2 separate regions of the Homo sapiens genome follow, and region 2 is linked to region 1. A link is an interaction called in ENCODE POLR2A ChIA-PET data of the cell type or tissue named here. Cell type or tissue: CD4-positive, alpha-beta T cell. All regions are shown on one strand. Links, peaks and the distances in the headings refer to the core of each region. The heading gives the core; the rest is flanking DNA. Region 1 overlaps FAM53B (family with sequence similarity 53 member B). Region 2 overlaps FAM53B (family with sequence similarity 53 member B).

What was found. ChIA-PET counts read pairs that join two places held together with the same protein. Peaks named below come from ENCODE experiments on the same cell type or tissue, not always from the same donor. Only the 100,000 strongest peaks of a DNase experiment are listed, where the experiment ranks them.
Region 2: POLR2A ChIA-PET joins it to region 1 with 20 read pairs; 9 of 35 experiments call an interaction of 5 or more read pairs at or near these places.

What each region holds. Positions count from the first base shown.
Region 1 is chr10:124,620,379-124,635,486 of GRCh38, forward strand. FAM53B (family with sequence similarity 53 member B) reads right to left here. Exons shown (of 5, transcript NM_014661.4): 5 at 1-3,226. The coding sequence ends at 2,864. Among named protein-coding and RNA genes, the nearest start is that of FAM53B-AS1, 76 kb to the right of the region's middle. RefSeq lists enhancers at 1,313-1,813, 4,690-5,645, 5,646-6,601, 6,602-7,557, 9,473-10,325. In CD4-positive, alpha-beta T cell, for the core only: a CTCF peak has its summit at 6,848; a DNase peak (open chromatin) is centred at 6,813; H3K27ac peaks cover 2,628 bases.
Region 2 is chr10:124,711,437-124,726,544 of GRCh38, forward strand. All of the region lies in intron 1 of FAM53B (family with sequence similarity 53 member B), which reads right to left. FAM53B-AS1 (FAM53B antisense RNA 1) reads left to right here. Exons shown (of 2, transcript NR_120631.1): 2 at 1,998-3,338. Among named protein-coding and RNA genes, the nearest start is that of FAM53B-AS1, 15 kb to the left of the region's middle. RefSeq lists enhancers at 1,264-1,558, 12,223-12,312, 12,363-12,452, 12,722-13,688. In CD4-positive, alpha-beta T cell, for the core only: CTCF peaks have their summits at 8,191 and 8,474; DNase peaks (open chromatin) are centred at 6,905, 7,925 and 8,195; H3K4me3 peaks cover 1,452 bases; H3K27ac peaks cover 4,477 bases.

The sequences.
Region 1 (15,108 bases), core at 3,990-8,989:
CTGCAGGCTTAGCCCGCGCTTTAGGACCCCATGAGCAGGCAGATGGCCTGGCACGGCTTGCTTCTGGCTCTGCCCTTCCTCAGTCTCCCCTCAGAGGCAGGGTTTGTGGGCAAGGCTGTGACAAAAGTAAGGCTCCTGCCACTGCCCCCAGCTGGGGCCATCATGCTGGTGGGGGTGAGCTGTCTGCCTGCTGCCCATGGGGACACCAATGTGGGGGGCACCTCCTAGGCGAACCTCCCTCCCAGAGGACTGAGATCAGAAGTCCTGGGGCCAGCAGGGTGGAGTGCAGGAACAGGCTGCTCCGGGCAGTGTGGCAGCTTGGATGATGGGGTGGCACCTTATAGATAGGGTCTACTCCCTCCAGTCAAAACACAAACATGAAACCAGCTAAAGGCCATTTCTTTCTCTAAGCAGAAGGGATAGCCACCATTTTCTCCCCTGACTGCTGCGTGGTGGGCACAGGACAGGCAGGCGGGGTCTGAGGAGGCTGGGTCATTTCTCCCTAAGCGCCCTGGGGCTGGGCTTGCTGGTCGATGGGACCAGCTTGCGGGGAGGTGGGGAGGTGGCTGTGACTCAGCCAGCTCCACAGCTTGTCCCTTCCTGCCACCAGGCCTGAATGGGGAGGTGGCAGGCAAGGTTTGAGGGCAGGTCACCCACACCCCAGTCCCACGACATATACCTGTCACCATGTGCCTCCCACCCCAGCCCTAAGCAAAGGTAGCTGGGGGCTGCTGCATGCCTCAGCCTCAGCTGGCACCGTCCACCTCCCTCACTGCCTCTGCCTTCCACAGGAAGGCCTGCTATAGAGGCTGTGTGCCCTCGGCCACACCGGGCATGTGGTGCCAGGACCCCCCACGCCCAGTGGTACTCCGGGGGCAAGACATGGCCATGTGCTCTCCACATTCACCCAACAACTGCCCTGGCCGCCTCCACATTTGCTCTAAGAAGACATGGTCTCCATGACCCCCAGGCAGGGACAGGCCAAGATGTCTCTGTCTGCTCAGAGCCACCAGCTCTTGGGTTCGGCTGTCCGGGATCACAAGTAGACATGCCTCCGGCAGGAGCTACAGCAACCAGAGGTGAGCTGGTTCCCCGGCTCTGGGACCTGCCCAGTGCCCGGCATACCCCATGTGTCAGCCACCTGAGCTAGCAACACCATCTCTCAGGGCTGTGGGGCTGGGGGCTTTCTGCCAGCTCCTTAAAGCTGATTTTTAAGAAGTGCCACCCACATATTGGGAACTTGAACCACCATCCTTTTGATGTAGTAAAAAAATAAGATTTAAACAACGTTTCCCAAAAAGCATCTTTCTTGAGGAGAAAGAAGGTGAGAAGCATCTGGACTCAACCTGCAGAAGCGAGGCGTTCACTCGTCCATGAAGACGAGCAAAAGCAAAGTGACTACAAAAGTGCTTTGAACGCGCGTGTCAGCCAACACAAGGGAGCGCACCAGTTATTTTTAGCCTTATGGGAAAATGAGCCACTTGCTCCTAAGCCAGCCCAATTGCTATTGTTTGCAGAAGACGCCACATTCGCTAAAAGCCAGATTCCCATAGAGCAGAGCCCATGTGGTGGTGTCTGCAAGGCAGCCGGAGAGGAGCTACAAACCTTGAGAGGAGAGCAAACCCTCAGGGGGCTAGGCTCCTCGGATGCCCCAGGGTGAGGAGCCAGGGTGGGGTAGGGGCAGGGAGCATGAATCCAGCTTTGTGCCGGTGGCTGGGCCTACAACAGAGATGCAGCCCTCAGGACTGGGCTCCCCCTAAGCTGACAAGGGCGTGGGCTTGTCTTGAGGTGGGTGATGTGCCCTGGTTACAGCCAGCAGTCCTCAAGGACAAACGGGAGGTGCCTGGAATCCTGCAGGGGCCCCTGCAGAGTGGCCAGCGGACGCCCTTCACCCCTGAGTGCGCATAGGGCCCTCATCTGCCCACCTGCTCGCAGCTCCCGTCTCCCGAGGCCGTTTTCAAGAGGCTGCCCTGGTATCGTGCCATCCCTACACTCACCGGAACCAACCATGCTTATCACTCAGTGACCTGTCAGCCACAGAGAAGGGCTGCCATCTGCTAACCCTGCCCCAACGGTGGCAGAGCCATGGGGTCAGCCTCTCCATGCTGTAGGAGAGGCAAGCAAGTCCGTCTTTTCAGCCAACAGATCCACCAAATTTCTACCCAACACGGGAGGCCCTAACAAGCACCCTCCAAATCGTTCCTTGGGCCCGAGACTCCGGACATGGCTTACCCTCTGGAGGGCCAGTCCAGCACCCCAGGGATTCTGTCTCTCACATTGGAATTAAGGCCAAATGGTTCTGGTGTTACAGAAGGAAGCATCTCCCGAACCTTCCCAAGCCTGAAGCAGGGAGACCTGGGAGAGAAGGCACGGAGTAAAACTGAGTGAAAGAAGCTGCGGGGCCGACTCCCCAGAAGTGAACCTGAGTGAGGCCAAGAAGGGCCCTGACATAGCAGATGGCCCCTGGCCCCCACCCCAGGCCCTCCCTGACAGCCCCCACCACCAGGGGGATACAGAGCGGTGCCCAGCTCTGCCGGGGACAACAGAGACTGCCCAACATCCCACAGGGAAAGAGGCAGAAAAGACGCAAACTTCAAAGCTGTCCTCTGGGCTGCAGTAGTTCTGTGGACCTGGTGGCTGCCACGCTCGGGGAGCCGGTGAGAGGCTGACACACCCGCTGTATGACGCGGCCAGGCCAGGCTCTCCCCCAGGCAGCAGGTGGGCTCCCTCTCTGGGACCCGACACCACTCAGGAAGCTTTCATCAGGCCCACGAGTTGGGCTCCCCTTCAAGGGCCCACCTAGTGCCCAGAGTGGGGGCTGTCGATGCCAGCACACCCCAGCCCTGCCTGGGCCCACACCCCCTCAGTTCTTCTCTATCTGCTCAATGTCCAACTCGCCGTCCAGGGAGCAGAGGCTGTTCCCAGGGGCCCCGCGGTCCCGCCAGGCTGCAGCCGGCTCCGCTCTCCTGCCACAATCCTCGTCCAGGGCGCAGCTGTCTGACTCCTCACAGGACAGGTCCTCCTGGCAGGCGAGGTGGTCGTCGAAGGAAGGGGGAAGAGGCTCAGGGACCGGGGTCCCAGCGGGGGTCCTGCCCCCTGGGCCGGAGGCTGAGAGCAGGGCGGTCCAGGCCCTGGTGTTGCTGACGTGGCGGGCGAAGGGGCTCTGGGGACCGCAGTCCTCTGTCCCTGCGCTCAGGCAGCTGAGGCTGCTGAAGGTCTGACAGTTCTGTGGAGGGGCAGACACACAGGTTACTAAGGGTTACTCCCCTCCCGCAGCCCCAGGACTGCACACCCCACAAAGCAACTAGACCACCAGGCTGTGGCAAGACCAATCAAGTCCCGGGTTCCTCCTATCCAGGCAAGGACGGGCCCATGAGCAACGTACTCATGAAGATGCACCTCCGGCCAATGAGCGCTCTGTGCTCATAAAGACACGCGCAATTCCACTATTCACCTACTAACTCGGCAAAGCACACAAATTTGATGCAGACCCAGTTCTGGGGGGCTGCGGTGAAACAGGAATGCTCCTAACACTTCGTCCACAGCCTTTCTGAAGCGCAACCTGGGGAAAATATATCCAATTCCTTGATCAGGTAATTTCACTACTTGGATTTTTATCTTAAGAAAACATTCTAAGATGTGTGTAAAAATTTGGCAACATACCGTTAAATGGAAAAGAAGAGAGTAACCCAAACACCCTACAATGGTGGTGAAATCAATGTTTTTCAAGCAGGGACCTCTATGCAAACATAACTGACGCGCCGCGATACTTCCCTTGAGAAGGGATCTGACTTGGAGGAAGCCCAGGCTGTAACTGCCCCACACAGGGCGACACGACGCCCGCTCTACCCACTCTCCACAACCAGAGCGGGAGCCGCAGGCTAGAAGGGGCCGAGCTGAAGTCCTGAGCCTGGTGTGTAACAGAGCCATGCAGGGAGCTGGGGAAACATGAGTTCTCGGCCTCACCTGGAGACACAGAGTCTCTAGAAGGGAGTGGTCCTGTGCCCTCCACAGGTGCTGGGGACTGGGAGGTCTGATCTGCTGAGGAGGGGCCAGGCTCCAGGTTCTGGTGCTCGCCAGCTGGGGGCCTCATCTGGAAGAGGTGCATGATGCTCCCTGCCTGCCTTGCTGGGCCCTTTGAGGCCCCAGAGAGAGAGTAGGCTGCGCAGAAGCTTCTCCGCTCACCAAGTGTGCTCCCTCTGTGTGCTCCCAGGCACCAAGTGTGCTCCCAGGCTGGCCTGGGGCAGGAGGCAGCCTGGGGCCTGCCCGAGCGGCAGGCAGAGCTTGAACAGGATTTCAAGGGTACGCAGGCCAGTTCTGCTTGGCGTCAGCTGCCAGCGATGGGGGTAGGGCTGACACTGTGCACAAGTGGGTGCAGTTCAACACCTGCTCCCAGGGCAGAGCACAAAATCCAGCCTTCTCCTCAGAATGATGCACATGCCACAGACAGGACAGAGGCTGAGACAGTGAGGGGCACTCCCGGCGCAGTCCTGGATATCCCCAACCGGACTGCAGCAACGAGGTCGAATAGCAGAGGGGAGCGAGGGAAGAGCTGCGCACAGAGGGCAGGGGGGAATTCCAGCCTTTAGTTTCTTCCCAGCAGATGGGTGGGGACTGGGGAAGCAAAGCAGGGCCTTGGAGCACCCGCCGCCTCCCTCGCCGCACGCCTGCTGACGCCAAGACCACAGACCTGTCCCGAGGGCCTGATTCTTTCAAAGGCTGCAGTGTTTGTGTGTCTCTTTGAAATACAGGTGATCACTGGCTGTCACAGCCAACAAGCTGTTGAACCAGCCTCAGCGGATGGGAAATAAAAGGCGCTCTCTCTGGAGGAAGGTATATGTGCCTGCCATGGGCACGCTCATTGTTCCTGAACACTCGGTGGAGGAAGCCGTTCTGATGGGTTTGCTTTTTTTGGAATCTTTTGATTAACTGAGAAAGGTGAAGGCTGAGGTGTTGGGGGGAGCTCTGCACGGGAACTCAGGAGAGTGGCAGGGGCACCCATTAGACTGGAGATGCTGGCCCCCCAAGGAGCCACAGGTCCACCCTCTGGGCCATGGTGGGATTCGATGCAGCCCGGTGGTGTGCACACAGCACAATCCCCTCACCACGGCAGAGAGCTGGAGACGGCGACCCCTGCACAACAGCCCCAGGTTCCTCACCGGCTCCTGGCCAGGCCTGGACGATGGATCGGCAACCAGGATCCTCGCCTGCCCCTGGCCAGGCCTGGGCGATGGACCAGCAGCTCCCAAAGCGAACCTGCCGCTTGTGAGGTGGAAGCCCCAGTGCTTTCGAGGGGAGGGTCTCTGAGGCTCCTCCTGCTTCTCAGCCACCCTCTTGACTGGCCTAGACCTGAGCCAGGACAGAAGGAGAACTGAGTAGGGGGCACAAAACAGGGGCAAGATGGCCCAGCCTGGGTGGCCTCAGCCGTGTGTCCCGGGCTCTGCTGAGCCAGGCTGCCCCGACAGAGGAGGCCTAGGGTGAGGCCAGGATGCGTCAGGGCCTGAGGTCCCCGGGGAGCCTGACCCACCTTCTCCTGACCCTGGCTGAGCAGCCTGTTTCTTGGCCTGTAGAGCAGCCACGGTGTGTAAGGATAAATAATCATGTCCAGTCAAGGCCAGAGCAGCCCGGATGACATGCTGTGAACAGGTTCTAGGTGGGTGACAGGGCACTGAGGCCGACTGCCTTGGGTGTCAGCCACATCTGTTGAGATGCGTGTGCCTGACGCCCGAACGCGTGCCAGCGTTTTCTGCGAGCTGTCATGTGAGGGGCCTGGGGCGTGGCCTGCTGCGAGTGTTTTCTGTGGCCTCGCACGTGAACGCAGCAGGAGCGCAGCCTGCGCAATCGGACAGACGCCGCACAGCGCTTGTCTGTGCTCACCCTCTCGGTCCTGCTCGGAGCTTCCCACTGACCTCCTCTGGCATAAGGCGCAGGTAGCGGGGGTGCCTAACTTATGGCCACCATGATTGTGTGGGTCTCGGCACTAACCGTGGTGCTACGGTCGAAATTTGTGCCCCCCCCCCCCCCACCATTCCTCAGTGCAAAAGGTGGGGCCTCTGGGAGGTGATGAGGTCATGTAGGGGCCTTCACAGATGGGATGAGGGCCCATAACAGAGACTGGAGGGAGCGCAGGTGCCTCTCCAGCCAGACAAGGATGTGAGAAAGTGCCAACTATGAAGAGCAGGCCCTCACAAGACCCCGATCCTGTTGGCACCTGGATCTTGGACTTCCCAGCTTCTAACTAAGAAATACATTTCTGCGGTTTATACGTTCCCCAGTCTAAGGCATCTTTGTCACAGCAGCCCAAACAAAGTAAGACACTTTATGCATTAGCCATAGCCAGGCACGGGCACTGGAGACCCATTAGCTAGACCTTTCACAGACGTGTGGCTTTTGCCTCACTGCGCCCTGGAAGGGGCTGAGGTCAGACAGGCAATACAGAGGCAGACTCCATCCACATGGGCATCACGGCGCCAGGCAACTCTTCCACCTCTGGGCTGCAGCCAGCCTGCCTGCCGAGTCAGGGTGTTCAGGGCTATCTGGACTAATTGGGCCCTTTCTGCTGTGAAGCAGGGGGAGTCTACAAGGAAGGGCTGGTGAATCTCGTCACAAGCAAACCCCAGAATGCCACTGAGTCTCCAGTATTCTTCAAATATACCTGCTTCCTGGCCACAAAGCCAGCGAAACCTTGAGAATTCCGTTGACTCAAAACAGCCATTTCAGCCACAGTAAAAGAAAGCCAAGAACCACCCACTGTTTGCCCCAGCTGGTGGCGAGCCCCACCTGTCAGGAAGGAATGTGACTGCCACAATGGGGCGGTGTGTGTTCTGCCCAGAGCCCCATCCCTCGTGAGCAACCCCCATGCAGACACCCAGGGTGTGCCACACCCAGGCCCTGCAGCTGCCCTGTGCCCTCCATGCCCCGGGGCAAGGTCCCGCCCCAGAGTCTCCTAGCAGCTCTAGCTACCCCATGGAAGAACACTGCACAGGCAAGTTGGAAGCCTGGAGGCCTGTGTGCCCTCAAAAATGTCTGCAAAAAGCCGCAAAATGGCTAAGTTCAAAGTGCTGCATGAACACATTATTCCAAGGTGAAAGTGCTGCTCCAGGACCAACTGTCCCCCAGCCCGTCGACTTCTGCTCTCTTGACATCCAGCCCCAGCCCTGGGCTGGGCCACCTACTCTGGAACAGGCCTGCCCAGGTAAAAAGCTCAGTGGGAACTGTCCCTATGGCCTCAGGCTAGTGGCCAGGGACATGGATCAAGACCTACTCCTAGAGTCTGCAAAAGGCAGACCACAGCAGCCTGCTAGAGAGGCAACTTTGGGATGGAGGCCCTGCCTTTTCCATCAGACCCCCTAGACCTCAGCTCTAGCCACCAAAGAGGCCCTGGCCATTCCCGCTGGCCCCAGCTGGGGTTTCCTGCTCAGCCTGCCCCAGCCGGCCTCCCTAGGGCTTCCCAGCTTGGAGCAATGACCCCTCTTCTGCAGGGCTGTTCTGTGCAGATATTTATTCCCATACTTTCTCCTGAGTCCACGGGGATACAGACAAAGGTGGCCTGGTCCTTGCCTTCTAGGTACAAGCTGAAATACAGACCTGCCTCAGGAAACTCATCAACTCAACATATCAGCTCTGTACTGCTGCCAGGCAGACTGCTACTCACTCCGTCCAGCCTCAGCCCAACAAGCTCATTCCCTCTCCCAGGTGCTGCTGTTCCTGGGCCAGCAGGGTGAACACGTAATAGAGACGCTAGAAACATCTCCTGAGCTGAACTAAACCACATGTTTTATCAGTAGTGACCCAGAACCCACTCTGGGCTCCGAAGGGCAAGGCCTGGGGAGTGGAGGGGGAAACAGCCCCAGCATTTGTCTAGGGACTGCTGTCCCTAGAACTCATGAGCTACGGCCCCACATGCAGGAGTGGGCATCCGGTGACAAAGACAAAGCTGGCTGGTCAGGTGATATGTCTGGGAGCAGATAGTGACCACTCCCCTTTGTCCCGGTTGCCTCCTCCGAAGGAGGCTGCGGTATTCTCACCCCCTGGGCCCTGGCTCTCCACTGAACCTGGAGGGTTCCGGAGAGGAGAGTGGGAAACTAGACTCTGCAGCTGGAGGCACTGAGATCCTCCACTGGCCAAGTGGCCTCACTTCCCGTTTCCTCCCCTGGGAAGCAGAACTGCTGTCTCTGGCCAGGCTGCTTCACAGGGCCACTGCAAGGATCCTAAGAGGAAAGCCAGGCTGCTGGTGTCCCACCTGGAGTCCCAAACCCACAGCAGTGCCCACTCTCCACTGCTGTGAGTGTTGGCTCTGACAGTTCATGGCTGCCCCTTCCGGAACTACTCTGGGCTGGGAGATCTAGGATAGGAAGGAGGTTACCCTTTCCCTTTGGGGTCACCCCCAGCCAATGACCAACAGGTGCAGGGACAGGAGCTGTCCCTCCTCTTGGGCGGGATCAAGTCCCACGTGCTAGTCACACTTCGCAGCTCCCAAAGCACCAGGCTGAGAAGCGACTTCAGCTGAGCCCACCTCTTTCCTGGGCCTCTGCAGTTCATGGGCTTCCCTCGCCTCCCTGAAGGTTCTTGCTGGGAGCATCCCTCTCTGTGTCACTGGCACGAGAATCCCCGGCTCAGGCCCCGCTTCTAGAGACCCAATCTAAAGCCACAGGTAAAAGCACCCTGGGTGTTAATGTAGTTATAGGTTATGCACCTGCTTCTTAGTACTACTATTCTTTCTAGAACGGGAATGTCAAGCCATGGTCAGAGACTGGCCACGGGGCCCTGTGGGGAGTCCAGTTCCTGGCCCCAGCCTGCCTGGCATGTGCTGGGGAGGGGTGGTTGTTGGGGACGCCTCTCCTCGGTTAGTCGGTGTCTTAAGTGTAGTGCCCACATGAGGCTTCCTCTGGGCCCCTGCCTGCGCCAAGTCCGTCTCCCAGAGGTGCTCAAGTGCCTCCCTTTTGGGCAAGCGAAGACCACTTCCCTCCTGTGCCACTGCTCCTCATGGCGGGACCAGCTGCGTTTCCTCCTTCCCTTGCTCTCTCCCTCTTTTTAGTCCAGTTTTATGGCGCTCTGTGTTAGAGGTCTTCATGGAGCTACCTCGAGTCCCTCTGAGAAAGGGCCATCAACAAGCCCAACTCACAAGTCACGAGCAGAGCTGGTCCCCAGCCTGGCCTGGCAGCTGCCCTGCTGAAAGCTGCAGGGGCCCCAGGCTCTGGCTGAGTGGACGCATTTCCTCCCCAAACAGACGCTTGCATGAGAACAGAATTCTCCAAGTATCAAGAAAACACCAGGCTATGAGAATGGATGGCCAACAGCCTGGAAATTTTCTAAGTCCCATTTGTGCTGGAAGCTGGCACAGAAACAACCAAGACGGCAAGGCATGTGGTTTCCTAGGCTTTTTAAAAAACTATTTCAGAAAAGAAAAAAAGGCACAAGCATATTTTTGGCCCATCTTTAACCCATCTCTGGTAAATCTGGATTTTGCGTGAAGGCCGTACTCTTTCTCACAGGAAGCTGCTGCCCCTGCCCCTGGGGCCAGAGGGGTCAGGTGGTGGTGGCTTCTTTTCCTCTGAGGCTGCAGGTGCTAGAGATGCCTCGAAGGCTGTGGGCATGGCCAACCTTTCCCTAGGGGCTGACTGCCCAGGCTCTGCAGGGCCCTTCCCCTGGGCATCTGGTCTTCTGCTGCTGCCCAGCCACCTCCTGTGTAGGCCAGGTCAGCTGCTCGCCCAGGGCCGTGTTGGTGCCCAGTCTTAAAAAGGGATAGCATCAGCCAAGCGGGGTGGCTCACACCTGTCATCCCACAACTTTGGGAGGCCAAGGCAGGTGGATTGCTTGAGCCCAGGAGTTTGAGATCAGCCTGGGCAACATGGCAAAACCCCATTTCTACCAAAAAAACTAAAAATTAGCCTGACATAGTGGCGCATGCCTGTGGTCCCCGCTACTCGGGAGGCTGAGGTGGGAGGATCACTGAAGCCCAGGTGGCAGAGGTCGCAGTGAGCCGAGATTGCACCACTGTACTCCAGCCTGGGCAACAGGGCAAGACCTGTCTCTCCAAAAAAAGAAAAGCGGGGGACAGCATCATGCCCAGCCCATTTTTGTGAAATGCTTACCACCTTTGGACCCCAAAGAGGCAGCCCTTCTGAGTCTGGACTGCCTCCTTACCCTCAGGAATCAGGGCAACACTGGCAGCAAAACCCAGATGGGGAAGCCAGGTTGCCAGGGCCTGAAAATAGGGAAATCAGGTTGCCAGGAGCGGGAAGGTACTCCAGGGCCCTGGAAGCTCCACTGATTTGGCAATGGATACTCAAGACTCTTCCCAGACCACAGGTTCTAGAAGCAAATGGCCCAGTGGGGGTGGTAAATATCTTCAGGGTGGAAGGCTGGCCCTGGTCAGTTACTAGGAAAGTTCCCACCTTCCTGTGACAGTTTCCTTAGCTCATTTCTGCAGAGGCCAACAAATGTGTACTGAGCGCCTGCCACATGCCAGCCAGACTGTGGTCACCCCGTTCCAGAAGCCAGTACAGCAGGGGACAGACTTTGGCGGCACTGTCTCAGACTGGTCAGACTCACAGGGCAGGCGCCATTTTTCCTTTTCTGTGGACAAGGTATCTTGCCCCAAATCTGACATCCCCTCCAGATCTGGGAGGCCCAGGTGGTGCCAGAGCCAGGTATGCTGTGTGGCGGCCAGTCCAGGCCACGCTGAGTCACTTCGGGAAGGGTGGCACCAGCTTGGGGCTCTCTCCATGGTCTCCACACCCCCAGCCATCCCTTGGCCTTGCTGTCCCCGCTCTGGTGGCTCTCTTGGGGCCCTCATGCTGTGCATCCTGGGGGCACCCCTCCCGCTGGATTCTTTACACAGTGTAGCCTTGCCTACGGTAACTCGAGGCCTAGGACCCAGCTGGGGACAAGGACTCTAAGGAAAATTACCTATGGCCTCCGGAGGCTGAAGGAGTGGGGGAAGGAGGAGTTGATCTTGGGGACAGCCCATCCCCAGCCCAGACACCTAAAATCCCAGGCCTCTGAAGACGGACCTAGGGCCAGCAGGCCCAGCCTACTATCTCCCCTGCCAGACCCAAGGAAGGCAAGCGTGGGCTCCAGCAGGTGCCCTGTGGACTCCACTCATCCCGTGGGCTATCAGCAACAGAGGGTTACTCATAACGGAGCCCTAGAAAGTCACTCCGTTGGCCTGGGGAGTTGTCAAGTTCACCAGAGTGGTGCTCATCGGGCCAAACCCGCCACGCAGGCCAGAGCCCGGCCACCACTCTCGGGCTGGCCTTTCCCAAGGCCCCTCTTCCTCAGGCTCTGCTTCCTGGGCCCTCCGCCCTTGCTGCTCCCACTCAGGCTCTGACTCCTTCTATAGCAAACCTCTTTCAGCCACATAAACCCCCTCTGCACCAGCCCTGGGTCAGCACCATCCTGACGGCCCCGCCCTGTCTCCCTCTTCACTGGCAGATTCCTTCTCTCCCACCAAAACCCGCCTCTGCAGCAGCCACTCCGGAAGCAGGCCCAAGCTCCTGTGTGTACCCCATTTCCTGCCAAGCGTGCAGGGAACCCTGACCCCACATGCCACGGCCTGGTTCACAGTGGGTGCATCGTGCAGCCTGGGGGCAGAGGGTAGGTAGGAAGGAAGGGCCCACCCGGTCGGCCCTCCCAACTGGGCCTCTGTTTGCACAGCCCTGGGGTCCTGAGGCCTACACCCCAGGATGCCGTGGGTAAGAACAGACCTTGGAGGCCCAGAGCCACGCGTGTCCTCTGAATGGTGGCCAACCCAGGGGCCCCTCTCCGAGGGCACCCCACAGGCCACACGGTGGCGACGTTTCTGCACCAGGCCCCAGATGGCAGATGGCCTGCCCGAACACAGAAGGTGTGGGAGCTGACGCCAAAGGGCCTCCCGGTGCTCTCACAATTGGAAAACAAACATTTTGTTTCTGTGGTGTACATTCCAGCCAGCACACACTCAGGACAGGACTCGTGAAACCACCTCGCTCGCAGCTTGGCGTGAAGAGAATTCTTTGCCTAACAAAAGTCAAGGGACCTTTCCAAAGCACACAGGGTTCTGGCGGGGGGCCGAGGCTAATGTACTGCCTGCGCCCACAGACCTTGAATAGAGTCGACCAGCAGGGCTCACAGTTTTGGGGGTGGCTTCTGAGCAGGACTAGCGATGCAGAAGGTATGTCCAAGGCTCTCAGAGGGGCTGGTGGGCACTCGTTCGCATTCAGCTGCCTGGGGCCACATCGGGGTGCTGAAGACAGGACTGCTGAGCACGGCCTCTGGGCTCCACCCCAGCAGCTCACAACTCTGTTCCAGATATTGTCTTCCATGGAGGGCACACTCTTGGAGAAGTGAGCAAATCACCAACTGGTTTAGCCACTCTTGCAGATGAGCAGACAGAGGCCGAGTGAGGAGAAGGGACATGCCCCAGACTGCACAGCTGCGTGATGTGCAATCGCACCCCATCACTCTGGGCTGTGCTCAGGAAAGCATGCAGTCCTCCGGCAGGACGGTGGGGTAGTATGGGCTGGACAGGCCTGGGCTGGAATCCCAGCTCGGGTGTGCCCTGAGGGAACTTGGCAAATCATTAAACTTCTGTGCCTCAGTTTCTCATGTGTACAAGGCTAATAAGAGCCTCAAAGCCTCAGAAGTGTTTGGAGGGATAAATAGAGACCACCAAGGGTGCGATCCCCCCTTCCCACACTCCACCCCACAACTGTGCCTCTGTCTCTCTGTGGACACAGCAAGGCCACAGCAAAGGGGTCTGGGAGCTCTGCTTATATCCAACCACTCTTGCTAACAACAATCTGCTTTCAAGAGCAAGAAGACACGCCAGCAACACAAAAGATAAAATACCCAGGAATGAACTTATAAGAACTGGGAAAATTGATAGAAAAAAAAAAAAAAAACTTTAAAGAACAGAAAAGCAAGACTGAACAAATAGAAATAAATCCTGTGTGAGGGATAGGAAGACTCAACCTCAAAAAGGTGTAAATTCTCCCTAAATTAATTCAGAAGTCTAATATGATCCCAATCTAAAATATCAACAGTACTCCCAATCCCCATGGTCTTAAGACAGACTAATTTTCAAGTTTTTAATGAAAAAATAAACAAGTGAGATTAGTCAGGAAAACTCTGTAAAGAACAGTGGGGAAGCTAACCCTCCTAGACTAGCCCGTACCATATAATATGCCAAAACACATTACTAAGCCTCCATAACTAAAACAGCATATTAGTATGAACGTACATGCATACCTACAGAGACCAATGAAACAGAATGTTCTGAAATAGACCCAGTTTGGTATATGATAAGGGTAGAATCTCAAAGCAGAGGAGAAAAGATGGCATTCTCAACAGATGGTACTGAAACAGACAGGCAGCTACATTAAAGAAAATGCTGGCTCCATACTCACACCACATACAAGATAAACTCAACACAGACCAAAGAGTGTAATATAACCCATCAAAGTACTAGAAGAAAACAGGAGACTTCCTTTATCATCTCGTGAGAAAAAAAGGCCTTTCTAAAACTCAAAATCCAGAGCCATAAAAGAAATAAGTAATAAATTTGATAAAAACATTTACATGTCAAAAAATGCCAAAAGCACTGGTAGGAATGTAAGATGGTACAGTCGTTGCGGAGAACAGTTTGGCAGCTTCTCAAAATGTTCAACACAGAGTTACCATCAGACCCAGCAATTCCATGTCTAAGAAATGAAAACATATGTCTATGTAGAAACTTGTACACAAACATTTACAACAGTGTTATTCAAAATATCCAAAAAGTAGAAACAGCCCAAATGTCTATCAACTGGTGAATGGACACATAAAATGTGGTCTAGCTGTACAACAGAATATTATTTGGCCATAAAAAGAAAGGAGATACTGATACATGCTACGGTGTGGATGACCCTTGAAAGCATGACGCTAAGTGAAGGAAGCCAGACGCAAAAGGCCACATATTTCATGGATCCATTGATATGAAATGTCCAGAATAGGGAAACCCACTGATACGGTTTGGCTGTGTCCCCACCCAAATCTCATCTTGAATTGTAGTTCCCATAATCCCCACGTTTCGTGGGAGGGACGCAGTGGAAGGTAACTGAATCATGGGGGCAGTTACCTTCATGCTACTCTTGTGATAGTTAGTTCTCACGAGAGCTGATGGTTTTATAAGGGGCTTTGTTCAGCACTTCTCTCACCTGCCGCCATGTGAAGAAGGATGTGTTTGCTTCCCCTTCCGCCATGACTGTAAGTTTCCAGAGGCCTCCCCGGCCATGTGGAACTGTGAGTCAATTAAGACTCTTTCCTTTAAAATTACCCAGTCTCAAGTATTTCCTTATGGCAACGTGAGGACGCACTAATACACCCATGGAGACAGAACACAGTTTTGTGGTTGCCAGTGGCTGGGAGTGGTGGTGGCTGAAGGGGACGGGGAGTGACTGCTAAGGGGTATGGACTTTCTTTTGAGGTGATAAAAATGTTCTAAAATTGATTGTGGTGATGGCTGTAGAACTCTGTGAATATATTCAAGACCACTAAGTTGTACACCTTAAATGGGTGAACTGTGTGGTATATGAATTATATCTCAATAAAGCTCAAGAATGTCAAAAGCAAAGTCAGAAAACAAAGAACAAATTAGTAATAAATATTTGTAACTCATATCACAGGCAAAAATTAATCTCCCTAATATACAATTGAGAAGAAAACGACCAATGACACAATTATTTTATTTTTTATTTTTATTTTTGTTTTTGGAGACAGAGTCTTGCTCTGTCACCCAGGCTGGAGTGCAGTGGCATGATCTCGGCTCACTGCAACCTCTGCCTCCTGGGTTCAAGCAATTCTCCTGCCTCAGCCTCCTGAGTAGGTGGGAAAACAGGGCCCGCCACCACACCTGGCTAACTTTTTGTATTTTTAGCAGAGACAGGGTTTTACTACATTGGCCAGGCTGGTCTCGAACTCCTGACCTTGTGATCTGCCTCGGCCTCCCAAAGTGCTGGGATTACAGGTGTGAGCCACCACGCTCGGCCGACACAATTATTTTAAAAGGGCAAATGAAAAGAACACAGAAAAGGACATAAAAATAGCCTTTAAATATACAAAAGATGTTCAACTGATTAGAAAAACGCA
Region 2 (15,108 bases), core at 4,174-9,173, 91 kb after region 1:
TAGTTTGGTAGGATTTACCATTAGGGGACAGCGAGTAAGGGATATGCGAGATTTCTCTGTATTATTTCCTGTAACTGCATGAGTGTAAATGATCTCAAAAAAAAAATTTTAAATAAATCCCAATCTATGCATTTATCAAAATTCATAGCACTAACCACCAAAAGAGTGTATTATGCTATATATAAGTTTTTAAAACTTTTTTTAAAGCCCACTGATTATACCAGGGAGACCGTGTGCGCGGGAAGGGGAGGAACGTGTGTGTGGAATTTAGCGGCCCTGGCCTTCGCCATGAAATCACTCGACTTCAGTTTCCTCATCTTTAAAATGGGGCTGAGGCTGGTCACAGTGGCTCGCACCAGTGATCCCAGCATTTGAGAGGTTGAGGCAAAAGGACTGCTTGAGACCAGGAGTTCAAGACCAGCCTAGGCAACACAGCAAGACTCCATCTCTACAAAAAATAAAAACTAAAAAAAAAAAATAGCCAGGCGTGGGAGTGTATGCCTGTAGTCGCAGGTACTCAGAAGTCTGAGGCAAGATGGCTTGAGCCCAGGAGTTTGAAGTTGAAATGAGCTATGATCATGCTACTGCACTCCAGCCTGGTGATAGAGGGAGACCTTATATCAAAAGAAATAATTAAGCTGGGTGCAGTGGGTCATGCCTGTAATCCCAGCACTACGGGAGACTGACGTCAGTGGATCACTTGAAGTCAGGAGTTCAAGACCAGCCTGGCCAACACGGTGAAACCCCAACTCTACTAAAAAATGCAAAAATTAGCTTGGCATGGTGGTGCATGCCTGTGATCCCAGCTACTCAGGAGGCTGAGGCGCAGGAAACACTTGAACCTGGGAGACAGAGGCTGCAGTGAGCCGAGATTACACCACTGTACTCCAGCCTGGGCCACAGAGCAATACCCTGTCTCAAAAAATAATTATTATTATTAAGTAATTAAACACAATGAGGATAATACCTTTGCCCTGGGGCTGCTGTAAGATTTAAATAAGAAAACACATATAAAAAAGCTCGGCACAGAGAAGGCCAGGCATTGGTGTCCATTCCCCTTTGCACAAGTAGCAATCGTGGGCCGCACTCTCATCGGGCACCATCCTTGCATCTCGGCTGCAGTTTTCCTTGCCCTGTATTTAAGTCTTGTATTGTCACTTCCCAGTCCCCACATTCACCTCCCACCTCTCTCCCGTGACTCCCTGGGCAGTGCTCATGATAGTGGGCCTCCAGCCTGCTTCCATACACAGCTAGGGCTACCCAATATCTGCCAAAGGAGGGCTAGGTGAGGGTCTCCCCTTGGCTGGCACCCCAACCTGATCATGGAGACACAGTGCTCTCTGACTCAACCCCAGGAGCCCCTACTCAATGACTCATCTTCACCAGGATTTCCACTGAAAAGAGCAAAAGGCAAGGTCAGACTTCCCATTGATCCATGTTTATGCTCCCTGGGTGCAGACACGGTGGCAGGGGGCCCCTGCCCACCTCCCAAGTCCTCACCCCAAGAGTGCATCTGCCCAAGAACGGCCCCAAACTTGCCAGCATTGTGCCCAAAGCAAGGCCTATGGGTGGGAGGGCACACACACAGGTGGCTGCTGCCGTGGTCAGCAAGACGCCCCATGCCCAGAGCCCATCTCCACCCCCATGTGCCCCACACAGCCACACTTCCAGCCACAGCCCTCCACCCTCACCTCCATTCCCATCTCCCTGGGCATCCACCAGAGGCTGGGTCCTTCTCAGCTAATCCTCTCACGTTCCTATGAACAGGCATTATGGTTGGTAGTATGCACATTTTCCAGATGGGAAGACTGAGGCTCCAAGAAAAGAAATCAAGTCATTTGCCCAATATCATACATCTAGCAGGGGCAAGACCAGGATTCAAACCCAGGCCTTCCTCCCCAGGCCACTCTGTCTCTGACACCACAGAAACAGGGGGGACAGCTTTGCTCTCACACAAGGCCTTGCTAACATGAAATTTTCTTGCTTTTGTTCTACAGTCTTCAATGTGTCTTCATTTGTTTGCAACCGCTGAACACAGCTATCTGATATCACTGTGGCCTGGGACTCTCAGCTTCCAGCAAGTGGGAGCCCCACCTGGCTCATCCACTTCAAAAGAGGATTGCATGCTAATGAATTAATACATACAAGAAAGTGTTGCAAACTCTACAATCCTATATAAATCTTAAGAAGATTAGAAGTTTACCAAATGCTCTGTAATGCATTTTGAAGGGCTATCCCTTAAAAGAAACTGGAAATCAGCAAGACAAGCTTTTCCTTCTTTTAGTGTCTTTATTTAGCCTGTACGTACTACTTGCACACATTAGTTTCACAGTTAATTTTACCGCCTTAAAAACAGGACTCAGATCAAAACCTAAACATGAGAACTCAGCCACTGACAGTGATTTTCCTGGTGGCTCCCGGAAGTCATTGCTCTCAGAGCTTCCATTTCCCCCTCCCATTAAGCAAAGGAAATAGGAGGGGAAGACAGCAATTCCACAAGGTCTTTGTGCACTTTGAAACTTTCGTAGCTTCAGTTGTTGGTGTGACAAAAGCAATCTGTGGGCAGAATCCAGAAGCAAGTATATGAACATTTGGGGAAGGGTGTTGCTTAGTGGGTCACGTTGTCTCCTGCCAAATTCTGTGACAACCCTAAAGTGCGAGAAGGGTTCCGAGGGGAGCCGAATGCTGCAGTCAAGCTTCATATCCGCCAAGACAAAGGGATTTAATCTGCTTGGGGACGCTTCTGCTTGCTGATTTTATATACTAACTAAGTCATCTGAGTCTAAAGGATAAAAGTTGAAAGCTGCCTAAGAACTTTATCCAGGGCCTCTACTTTCCCAGACCAAGTTGATACTGGAAAGAGAGTCTGGTGTTTCAACCAGAGTTCAGGACCCACGAATGTGCAGCTTCTATACTATAGTGAACATTTCAACGACTCCCACAGCCAGGGTTCCCATGTCTTCAGGTCCTGCTGAGAAACAACTAACAATCCTGCCAGCACCACCCTCAACACACAGAAAAAAAGAGGCAAAGAAAACCTCTTGCCGGGCGTGGTGGCTCACGCCTGTAATCCCAGCACTTTGGGAGGCTGAGGCAGGCGGATCACAAGGTCAGGAGATCGAGACCATCCTGGCTAACACGGTGAAACCCCTCTCTACTAAAAATACAAAGAATTAGCCGGGTGTGGTGGCGCACGCCTGTAGTCCCAGCTACTCGGGAGGCTGAGGCAGGAGAATGGCGGGAACCCGGGAGGCAGAGCTTGCAGTGAGCCAAGATCGTGCCACTGCACTCCAGCCTGGGTGACAGAGCGAGACTCCACCTCAAAAAAAAAAAAAAAAAAAAAGAAAACCTCTTTCATCAGTACTTTGCTAGTGCAGAAGTAACAGGTGACACAGAGCCTACCTTTTAAAGCAGCATGAGGAAAATATTAGCCAAAGCAACAGTGCCAGGCCCTGTGCTTACTGCAACCTCAGAGTATCCCTATCAGAGGGTACTACTGTTATCCCATTTTACAGAGGGGGAAAGTGAGGCCCAGGTCTAAGGTCACCTAGTTGTGAACAAGGCACAAAGACTCAACCCACATCTACAGAACTCCAAAGTCTGTCTTAACCCCTGGACCCCACTACTCCAAGACCTGTAAGTTTCATTGTTAATTATCCTTTAAGTACTTGATTTGTCAGCTAAATGATCAAATGCCAAAGCAGACACTAATTTTGCAATACACACACTCTCTAATACAGCCCATCCTGAGGTGTCCCAGCCAAACATCAACCTTCTGGAACTGATGTTGAAACATGGTATTAGGGGTTCCACTGTAAGCAAGAAAAATGGGCAGATGACGAGTATCTTGGAGAGGGTAGAAGCGGGACAGGAAGCCATCACTTTCCCTCCTTAACTGCATGGATGTGCAGACATGGTGGGTAACCTGCAGAGGGTGAAGTGTCTTCCAGGAAGCTCAGGGTGCTCCTGGGCCTGCAGGGAGTCACAATGGCTTCTTGCAACCCCAGCTGGAACCTGTATCCATCTGTCCCTATCTCCTCAGGTCCTGTGCCTCCTGCCTATGCCTCCCCCACTGCCACCCTGTCCTTCTCTCAAAGTTCATTTCCAGGTTGTTTGTGGGGAGCCCCCCCTCCACGTGTGCAGCCTAGGTGTTGCCCTCCCTCAGTCATCCTGTGGCCTCAGCACAGAGCCTGCCCACGGCAGCAACCTGACTGATGTCTATCTGCTAAGTCAGTATCACAGCAAGAGCACTGAACTTGAGTCCACGCTCAGCCCAGCTCAGTCCCAGAGGAGCTGCAGGGCCCTGGCTAAGCTCTGCAACTTTGCTCAGCTTTCTGCCTTTGTAACATGTAAGACGTTACCCTTGTGCTGCCCGCCTCAGCTATAAGTTAAGGAGGTAACGCCCTGTAGGTGGGGGCACTACAAAAATATCCCTAGAAACACTGAAATCCCTAGGTAGGCACAATTCCTAGCAGGGCATAGGCCCTTATTAAATGCTCATAAATTGGATAAAAGCATCTCGTCTTCACAGCTACAGCATTAGCTTCTAGGGGCCAAGAATATGTTTTTGAGTCCTCCAAGCACCTTGCTCCTGCAACTGGGCTGGTGGACATTCAGCAGGGCAAGTGAGAGTGGCTGGCTGTACGCATGAAGCACCTGCTGTCCTTAGACAGAGAGGGCATACTCACCCCTTCCTCATCCCTCCCTCCACAGGAAGGTGTGTCCTCAGAGGTGCTTTCTTCAGTAACTGGGGCTAAAACATATTCCCTGATCTAGTCCTTCAGGTAATCAAAGGCCACCGAAGGCCACACTTGGGGAAGGACTGGGAGTCACACTACACAGCTTGAAAGAGACTTGACCTGGGCCCCTGGCTGAACAAAGTGGCCCAGGCTCGCCTATGTGTCTCCTTAATGGAAGGGGGAAAAACAAAACAAGACAAAACAGTAAACTGAGCTGCTGAACCAAATCGGAACTCTGTTCTCCTGGACTTTTCAATGTTGTAGGGATTTTCTGCTTTTTAAAGCAAATAACATTTCAAGAGGAGGGGGAGGAATGACATTATTCAGGGACATAAAAGTGCTGGGATCCAAAAAGCCAAAACAAATCTCAACATGGGAATGAGACAGCCCATGTTGTTTCTTGAAACTGAAGCCAACTGCATGCATGACTTGTCAAGAGTCCATTTATCAATGAAAAATAACTGATGGACGAGCTTCCTATAGGCACTCCCATAATTCTCACGACCGCTCATGTCCTTTTAACCCACAAACACTATGAAAGAAGAGCTTGCTATAGACTGGAAGCTGCTTGACACACTCAAAAGGAAGGAGACGAGGGACAAGAGGCACGGAGAGAGGAGAACTCACACTTACCGAGTGGCCACAGAGCTAGATGCCGCCTTCTGCTCCAAACCGGGGGAAGGGAAAGAATGGGAAGAGAACCAGAGGACAATGAGGGGACCGCAGCGGGCCCCAAAGATAATCTACTATCATGTTAAGCCACTTAGCCTAAGACAACCATGACCTGTTCTTCAGTCGGACCTATTTATAAGTATACTGAATTTACTCAAACCATGACTAAAAACCAACAGAAGAGGGGTGGAAAAAAAAGATTTAAAAACAAAAATGGAAAGACCCAAACAAAAGGCTGTGTGGCCTAGGTGGATCAAGCAGGACTTAGGGGATGGGGGCTCTGGGCTTGACAGTGCCACTTACTGGCTCTGCCCAGTTTGCCAAGTTATTTCCCTCCTCGGAGCCTCAGTTCCCTCATGAGTCAAATAGGATGCTGGGCCAGATAAGCTCCGTTTCTGACTAGTGAGACTCTAACTGTAGTCACGTATCAGCTGTGTGGCTTCAGCCAGGTCTTTATGACTCTCTGGGCCTCAGTTTCCTCACGTGTCACAGGCAAATGGCAACTCTGGAGAGAGCATGAAAATCAATAGATTTGAAGGTACTGAATGAACTATAAGAAAGGACAGTAAGCTGATGATGCCTGTCCTGGAACAACTGCTATGCTGGCCTTTCCAGTCCTACTCAGACCTGACCTGCAGTTCAAGGTCCCAGGAAACTGGACAAAGGCAAAGGCCAAATCCTTACTTGCTGCCATCAAAGTGCCCTGGCTATGACCTCCCATAAAGCAGAGTCGGAGCAGGCCACAGGGACTCTTCCAATGGGTGGGACCGAGGTAGCGGGGAGGTGGTGTTGCAGAACCTGCCCCTCTCTTACATATCCATGGGGTGAGGATGGGGATGTATGCGTGATTGCATTTTCCAAGCTCAATCCTTATGCATACAGGGGCATCTTGGTGTCTTTCAGTGACGCTAACAACAACCTGATTTAGAGGAGTTTCTTGGAGAGCCAGGAAGTTAGCCAGTGACCAGTTTTGACATCTTCATCTTCTAGGACAACTCTCAGGACAAGAATCTCCTTTTCCTTTACAAAATGTTTATGAGCTCTCGGACTCTCCCTCTCCTGCAGGACAATCCACCCCCAGCCCAGGCTACAGACACAGCTTTCCTACCGGTGCAGCTCCAGTCACTCAGCAGGCAGGGAGAAGCATTCCTGTTGGTGTCTACAGCTCTCACAGAACCCCCAAAGACACTGCACAGAGGGAAGGTAATCTCTCAGCAGCTGGGCCTTGGAACACAGCTGCGAGGGCAGTGATCTCTTTATCTAGGAGGCCTGCAGGCTGGTAGCCCCAACACACCGGTCTAAGACTATATCACACTGGGACATGACAGGTGATGCAAGAAGGTCCCAACAAGCTCTGTAAGAACTGCTATAGGCACGAGAGGCACCAGGTTGCCCATGTGCCACCCACTCATCAGAGGTCACATCCTAACCTCAGCTCACACTTCAGGACTTCCCCCTTCCTGATCTGACTGAGTCATATCTACCAACCTACAGGGTCTGTTGTAGAAATTAATCAGACAGGCTCATCAATCACATGGTAAGCCTTCCGCCTTCTCCCTTCTACCCCCACATCGCGCTGCAAGCTCCACCACACATTCGAGAATGCCATCATCTGCCAAAACAAAACTGGAGGGACTCTAAGCTGCCAGGCGGGTCTGTCACATGACAAGTATACCCGAGCTCTGTGGCACCTCTCAGGTCAAACAGCCAAAGCTATCTACCTGACTCCTACTGCAGGGGAGGGTTCTGGAGGGCAGGATAAATTCTAGTAAGACTACTCCCACCACCAGCCACAGCACAATGGCGGGGGAGCCGCTGCATGTGTAACAACAGCCATCTGTCTATTCACAGATCAAAATAGCACCAGATTCTTGCCTCTTAAGGCAGAGAAAGAGATTTCTGCAAAGAAGGGCTTCACCGCCAGGCGCAGTGGCTCACGCCTATAATCCCTGCACTTGGGCAGGCTGACGCAGGTGAAATGCTTGAGCCCAAGAGTTCAAGACCAGCTGGGCAACATGGAGAAATCCCCATCTCTATAAAAAATTTAAAAAATAGCCAGGTATGGTGGCATACACCTGTGGTCCCAGCTACACAGGAGGCTGAGTAGGGAGCCAGGAAGGTCAAGGCTGCAGTGAGCTATGATAGCAACACTTCACTACAGCTTAAGTGACAGAGAAAGATCCTGTCTCACAAAAAAAATAAAAAAAAAGAAGAAGAAGAAAGAAGGAAGAAGACGAAGAAAGGCTTCATGAAGTCCTAATTCAAAGCTAAGTCCAGGCATTTGGCTTTAAATTACTTAGAACTGGCCACGGAATTAATCTAAGAAGTTTGGAGGAACAGCTGCTCAACGGGTCTTGAGCTCCTTCTTTATTTTTTGGCATGCCATGGGGGTGGGGGAACAGGAGAAGAAAGGGGCACCTCATTTGCAAACACTTGCCCCACTTCCTTCTAAGCACTCTGGATATGACAATCAGGCCTCCTGACTTAGGGCAAAGACCTGGGTGGAGGGGTGTTAAAGAGGAAATGACACAGCCAACCAGAGTCACCCGGCTTTAAAGCAAACACCTTGGGATGCCAAGGTGAACTCTTCTCGGCTTTTCGTTACAGATCTAAGCGAGAGTCAAAAGACTCTGGAAGAGTTAACCCAACTTCCAAAAATGAGTAATCATCTTCCTCGTTAGAAATGGCCCAGGCTCCAGAAACAAAGATTCATTCTATTGTTTGTCCGCAGCACACCCCAAAATGCTTGAAAGACTGCCAAGTACACCAGCTGCGGCTATAGCTGTCACTGTCCCCCTAGTGGAGCCATCTGAACCAGGCTTGGTTGTACTTCCCTTGCTCTCAGGAAGCTCATTCACTAAGTCAGCAGCAAAACTCTAAAGCCAGGCCTCTGAGCACTCCTCCATGCACCTCCCAAACCAAATGTGGACTGGCCTTCACCTCGCTGTGGAAAGGGGTTCTTCCCCAGTGTCATCTGGATGGAGTTCAAAAATGTGCAGGAGAAGGAAAAGTTACACATCAAAAAACCAACACGGCCGGGCACAGTGGCTCACGCCTGTAATCCCAGCACTTTGGGAGGCCAAGGCAGGCAGATCACCTGAGGTAAGGAGTTCGAGACCAGCCTGGCCAATATGGTGAAACCCTGTCTCTACTAAAAATACAAAAATTAGCAGGGTGTGGTGGCGGGCGCCTGTAATCCCAGCTACTTGGGAGGCTGAGGCAGGAGAATTGCTTGAACCTGGGAGGTGGAGGTTGCAGTGAGCCGAGATCGCGCCATTGCACTCCAGCCTGGGTGACAAAAGAGAGACTTCATCTAAAAAAAAAAAAAAAAACAAACAAACCACCAACACTGGCCACCTCGATCAGGAGCAGACCCAAGGGAGGTGGCATAGATATGTTCTCAGACTTAAAAATAATAATAATACCAGCCTAGGCAATATAGTGAGACCTCGTCTTGACAAAAAATAAATTAGCCAGGCATGGTGGCATGTGCCTGCAGCCCCAGATACTCAGGAGGCGGAAGCAAGAGAATCACTTAGGCAAGCCAAGGCTGCAGTCAGCCATGATCACACCACTGCCTCCAGCCTGGGCAATAAAGTGAGGTCCTAGCTTCGAAAATAATTTTTTTTTAAGTCATAAAATGTAAAAACAAAAAAAGAAACCCTATCCGACTGAATAACTGGATGGGATCAGAATTGATGAAATTTAACAAGTACTGGTCAGAGGTTGACATTGAAGCACCAAAACCCAGTTTCCAGTGTGCTGGATGAACAGTTAACAGCATGCCACCAGTCCTGACAAAAGCCTGCGTGGCAGGCAACTGTACTCATTCATTCAACAAACCCTTACTGAGTGACTACTTTGTGACTGCTGGGATGATGGTAGGGGCTGAAGACATGAACATACATAAGCCACAGTCCCCTCCCATGGAAGTGAAAACTATTAACAACTGATGGATGAGTGAAATAAAAACTAAATTAAAATGCACTAAAAGGCAGAGGGTATTATTAAAATATCTTGATAAAAATAGCATGATAAAATAACTGGGACCGCTAAAGTTCAGAAATCTGGGCCGGGTGCGGTGGCTCACACCTGTCATCCCAGCACTTTGGGAGGCCAAGACGGGCGGATGGCTTGAGCTCAGGAGTTCAAAACCAGCCTGGGAAACATGGCAAAATCCCATCTCTACCAAAAATACAAAAAAATTAGCTGGGCATGGTGGTGCATGCCTGTGGACCCAGCTACTCGGGAGGTTGGGGTGGGAAGATCGCTTGAGTCCGAGAAGCGGAGGTTGCAGTGAGTCTGGATCATGCCGCTGCAGTCCAGCCTGGGGGACAGAGTAAGAATCCATCTCAAAAAATAAAGTTCAGAAATCTGCATCACAACCTTCATGGGATGGGTGCAAAGTCACCCTGCAGTCTCTCCCTCCCACATCCTGGCAGGTCCCCTGCCTGGACAGACTCTTACTCGCTTCAATTATTAATAAATCAACAAACTACTGACTAGAACTGTGATGTTCACGAGGCCCAAGTCTAGCAAGTGCCGGAGGTGGCATCCACATCCACAAGGCCCCAGCAAACAAGGCTGGCAGAGCCGCACTGCAGGCTTCAGTTCTAGCTGACCTTGTCCTGCAGGGTATGGCCTGAAGGTCACAGTCTGTAAGGGAGTCTCCCCAAGCGACGCCAACCACACCCCTGGGCGAACCTTGCTTCCAGAGACCACACTGGGCCAGGTCTCCTTTTGCAGAGCTTACTTATGGGAGACAGTAAAGGAGTAAGACAGCTTCCTCAAGACTCAGCAGAATCCAACTTAAAGTCACTTGCCTTTCACAAGGGGGAACAAGTCAACCTCTAGAGAGATGAGCGTAAAACATAACCTGCCTGTGTCCTCGTGCGGTTCTATCCTCCTTACTCACTCTCCCTGTGAACACGTGTGTGAGTGCCAAATCAGCCTGCCCTGCAGACTGTCCTACTCATGAGCAAAATAGTACATATCGTATCGTTAGGCACAGCCAAGATGGGAAGTGGCCTAACCGCCTAACAGGAAGGACAGGATAAATACACACTGCAACACCATGCAAAGGACGAAACGCAGCTTTCTAAGAGGCTACGAGAATATGTGGAAGCTTAAAAAATTTTGATCTCATAGAAGTAAAAAGCAGAACAGAGGAGACTAGAGGCTGGGAAGGGTAGGGGGAAGGCGGGGAACAGGAAGAGATTTGTTAAAGGATACAAAATTACAGCCAGATAGAAGGAGTACGTTCTAGTGTTCTATAGCACTGTAGGATGACTAGAGTTAACAATATTATGTAGTTTCAAATAGTTAGAAGAAAGATATTGAACACTCCTGACACAAAGAAATGATAAACGTTTGAGATGTTGGAAATGCTAATCACCCTGAGCCGATCATCATACATTATATGTGTTGCAACATCACTATGTACCCCATAAATAAGTACAATTATGTGTCAATTTAAATTTTAATTTTAAAAATTAAAAAAAAGAAGGCTTTGGGAGCCCAACACATCCAAAGAGGAAACCATCTTCAGGTATAGTGCTAAGTAGAAAAGCAAAGATCAGAACAGTGGGTATATTAAGCTCCCATTTGGGTGAAACTAAATAAATAATTGTGCCAATAATACAGAAGTCCTGGAAGGATACAAAGGAAACTTAACATAAAACCTGTCTTCAGGGAGCGGAAATGGGTAGCCGGGAACAGAGATGAGAGAAGACTCTTCAAGAAATGGCTTTTTGTATGTTTTCAATTTTGAACCAAACGAGATATTGACTTTCACAAGAAATAGGTAATACTTTCTAAAATCAAAAATATAAAAAATACTGTATTTTTATACACACATTTGTGTGTGTATATATCTGCATATTCTTGCACATGCATATGGAATATCTCTGGGAGGACAAACAAGAAAATGACAACAGGAGCTCCCCCCAGGAAGGAGGGAGACGTGTAGCTGGGGACAGGGATGAGGAAACTGCTTTTCACTGCTGAGTTTGTACACATGCATGTACTGCCTATTCTTAAAACATTCTGGAGTTCTCCAAATACCACATGCAGTTTCCTGCCTCCAGACCTCTGCTCATGCTGGTCTCTCAGGCTAGAACTTGCCACCCACTTCCCCTGCTCCCTGCTGCCCTCTCAGCCTCCAGACTCTCTAACCTCATCTTTTAGACTCAGCTCAGGTGTCACCACCTCCAGGAAGACCTCCACACTCCACACTGAGTCAGGTCACGCCCTCTGCCTCTGTGCAGAATGCAGAGCTTGAATCACAGGGCCATGAAATGAACCAGCAAGCTGCCACCCCTACAGACTGTGTGCTTCTGGAGGGCATGAGCCCAGCCTCAGTCCCCTGAGTCCCCAGAACCTGGCACAAAGAGCTGCTCAGGAAATGTCTGCTGAAACAAAGAACACAATCACCACGTTAAGTCAAGTCTCAACATTCTTGGTGCCAGAGATACTGAAATCTGTCTTGCTTGCAGGGGGTTTCCGATAGCTATCAAAATGTTGTTAACACTAATTCAAAGCACAGCACCTCCTGATTCACGGAGGGGCTGGGCTCAAAAGTTTTCTGGGTTCCACAGTAGCAGAGCATAACAGAAAAACACAGTGACCAGCACAAAAACCCCTGTATCTGATCATACTCACACCTCCTCAGGAACCTGAAAACACTCATCAGAGTTTCTGTGGGCGGGAGGGTGGCCAGCAGCCCTCTCACACCCAATCATGGGAAAACTGAGAGCCCAGGGCCCTGCCCTAACAGCTTTGTTTTCTGTGTTCTGCTTTTAGGAGGAAGAGTCTTGCTGCAGTCAGGGCCTGATGTGAGGCGGGCAGCACTTGCAGGGCCGGCCCTGGGCCAGGCAGAGCCTGGACAGCCCAGGCCTCTGCAGGAACCCCAGTGGGACAGGGAGGGCCAAGGTCCTGGGAGCCTCCACAGAGAGCAAAATGGGTCAATGGGAAGATTATATACACATGTGACGCTGCGCTCCTTAGAACAGACTTTTACTCAGAAACAAAAAGTATTTCTAGGTGACTGTAGTTGAACCGGCAAATCTCATGTACTCCCTGTGTTGTGCTTCTCTCTGGGCATTATTTCCTCCCGGTATCAGTCTCGTCCCAAGTCCAACACGCACTAGGCTGGCTGTGCTAGGGACTGAGGGAAGAAGGCAGGTGATACATAACTAAGTTCACGCAAACAGCAAGTGTTCAATTAGGTTTCCCACAAGGCATAGTGTGTCATACGATAATAAATCCACAAGGGCAGAGAAGTGAGCCTGGAATTCCAAGTAGGGAGGTAAAGATCTGGGGAGATTTCCTAGAGGAAGCGGCATGAGTGTTGGGCAGGAGTTCAATGCCAGAGATGGGGTGAGGGTATTCTATTAGGATGCTGCTAAATGACATGTCTGACACTCCAGCAAGCTAGGGGGACGGGGCTGGGAGTGGAGGGCCCCTTCCCAGCTTTTGGTGGAAGGAGCCTCAGGATGCCCAGACAGGTCAGCTGCCACAACATCGGCCAGTGCCAGCGCCAGCGCCCTCACAAGGCCCAGGCAGGGGGAGCTCTGCGCACCGGACAGCCACAAGCCGCCACCCTGCTCTCTGCCTCCCATCACTCTGCTTCTCTCCACCTCTCAGAGGTCTGCCCTCCCAGAGCTGTCCTGCCTGAATAGCAGGCAAACAAGCTGAGCTATGGGGGCGGGGTAGGGGGGCACAGGCTGGTGGTTTACTCAGCTGAACAAAGCCAGGTGACCCAGGGGATTCTAAGAGGTCGTCCCAAACCTCCCTCTTTTGTAAATGGCAGCATAAAGGTAGGAAGCTGCAAAACGGTTATTTCCATCCCCCAATATACCAACAGCCCCAGCCGTGACCCAAGCAGCTCGCCCAGAATGCCCACAGACAATACAGTAATTGTGTTCTCCCTTGGGGAATGGGAGTGGCCACACACAGCCCCATACGAGAATGTCACGATCATCTCAGACTCCCGAGTTACAAATATGTGATCAAGGCATGTGCTGGGCACGCGCTTCCCACGTGTTTTCGTGGATATGAAAGCACAAGGGCCAATGTGCCCAGCTGCTGGGGGCTGGGAGCTGCAGAAGGCAGAGTACTGGGACAAGGAGAAAACCACACAGAAACGCTCCATTCAAAGCCATGACTGAGTTAGTGTCCCCTTGTTTCTGAGGAGCGAGAGTAGAAGGGGGAACACTCCTTGACAAAACAAAACTGTGAGGAAAACTTCAAGGCCAGGCAAAGCCAAAGCCTGCCCGTCACCTCCCAGTGACTACATCTGGAGCTAAAGACACAAGACCCAGCAGTGATTTCAGGTTCACTCTGGACAACTAAAACCCCCAAATGAGAGGAAACCACCACTAAGCACTTAGATGTGAGCATGGCTGACTGTATGGACTTCAACGCACCATTTCCTGGCTCTGCACCTGCTTCCCCAGATGGGTCCCAGGGTCTCTCACCTCCAGCAGCCCCGGCTGGGCTCAGGTGTCATCAGGGAAGGGAAAGAAAGGGTACAGCAGTTGATTCTGGACATGGTTAAGCACTCTATTTCCCACCACTGCACGGAGACACTGATTTCAGGGCACCTGAAACAAAGGGCGCCCAGCCTTGGACTGACGGCAGTGAGTGGGAAGCTTCATGAAGCATTCCCGAGTACAGGGTAACCTGCTGTGTCCATGACAGCTCTGTCAGCTCGACCCAAATGCGGCCTGTCTTTGGTGAGAACGGGTAAAATCAACCTATCTGGGAAACCAAAAGCTCAAAACTCAAAATCGCCAAGGCTGCCTCCGTTAGTATCTGGGTTCCAGGTGGAGGGTGGAAACCGAGATGGACAGTGGATGGTGTGTGTTAGTGATAGAATTACCTAAAGGTAGGAAATAAATGTGTCTCCAACTATCACGGTGAGAGTGTGAGGACAGCTTCCATGAAGATGGCTGAACGGAAAACAAAACATCTCCGGGAATCTAGTCTCAAGTTTCCCAGAAAATAAGATGCAGTGGGAAAATGAAAGGAAAGACGAGCCTCATATGCCAGGCAGCCAAGACCCACACAGGCCAACCCACATCCTTGCTGGGGGGAACACTGGGGTACCTGGCACCTGCTTCAGCAATGTGCACTGGTTCTCCAAGCGTGGACCCGGATCAGTAGAGAATTGCCTGAGAACTCATTAGGAAGGCAAAGTTTCAGTCCCCGACCCCAGACAAACTGCATGAGGGTGGGACCCAGCAGCTGTGTCTAGTAAGCCCTCCAGGTTGAGTCCGGTGGTTCCTAAAGTTTGAAAAACACATTTTTAGTGGATTTGGTACCTAGAACCCTAGTAACTGGGAGGACAATTTTGCACATGAGAAAATCAGGATCCATAAAAGTTGAGTTTCTTGCAAAAGCCATGAGGTCAGAATTGGATGGGTGGCCTACTACCCACCCCCAGCATGTCCTCTGGCCAGGCCCTGGAAATCTAAATCTAGGTCAAGATGATCCTTGGCCTTCAGGAGCTCCAACAGTCCCTAGAATGCACTGAAGGAGAACAGTGGCATCGTCAGAGCCTTGGCCTAGCAGAATCAGAGGCTGAACCAACCACCCAGGTGCACAATGCCCTGACCAGTAGGTGAGAAAGAGGCAGATGAGGATGCCATGTTTCTGCTGCAAAGGAAAGGCATGGGAAGGGCTTTCAGGCAATGGA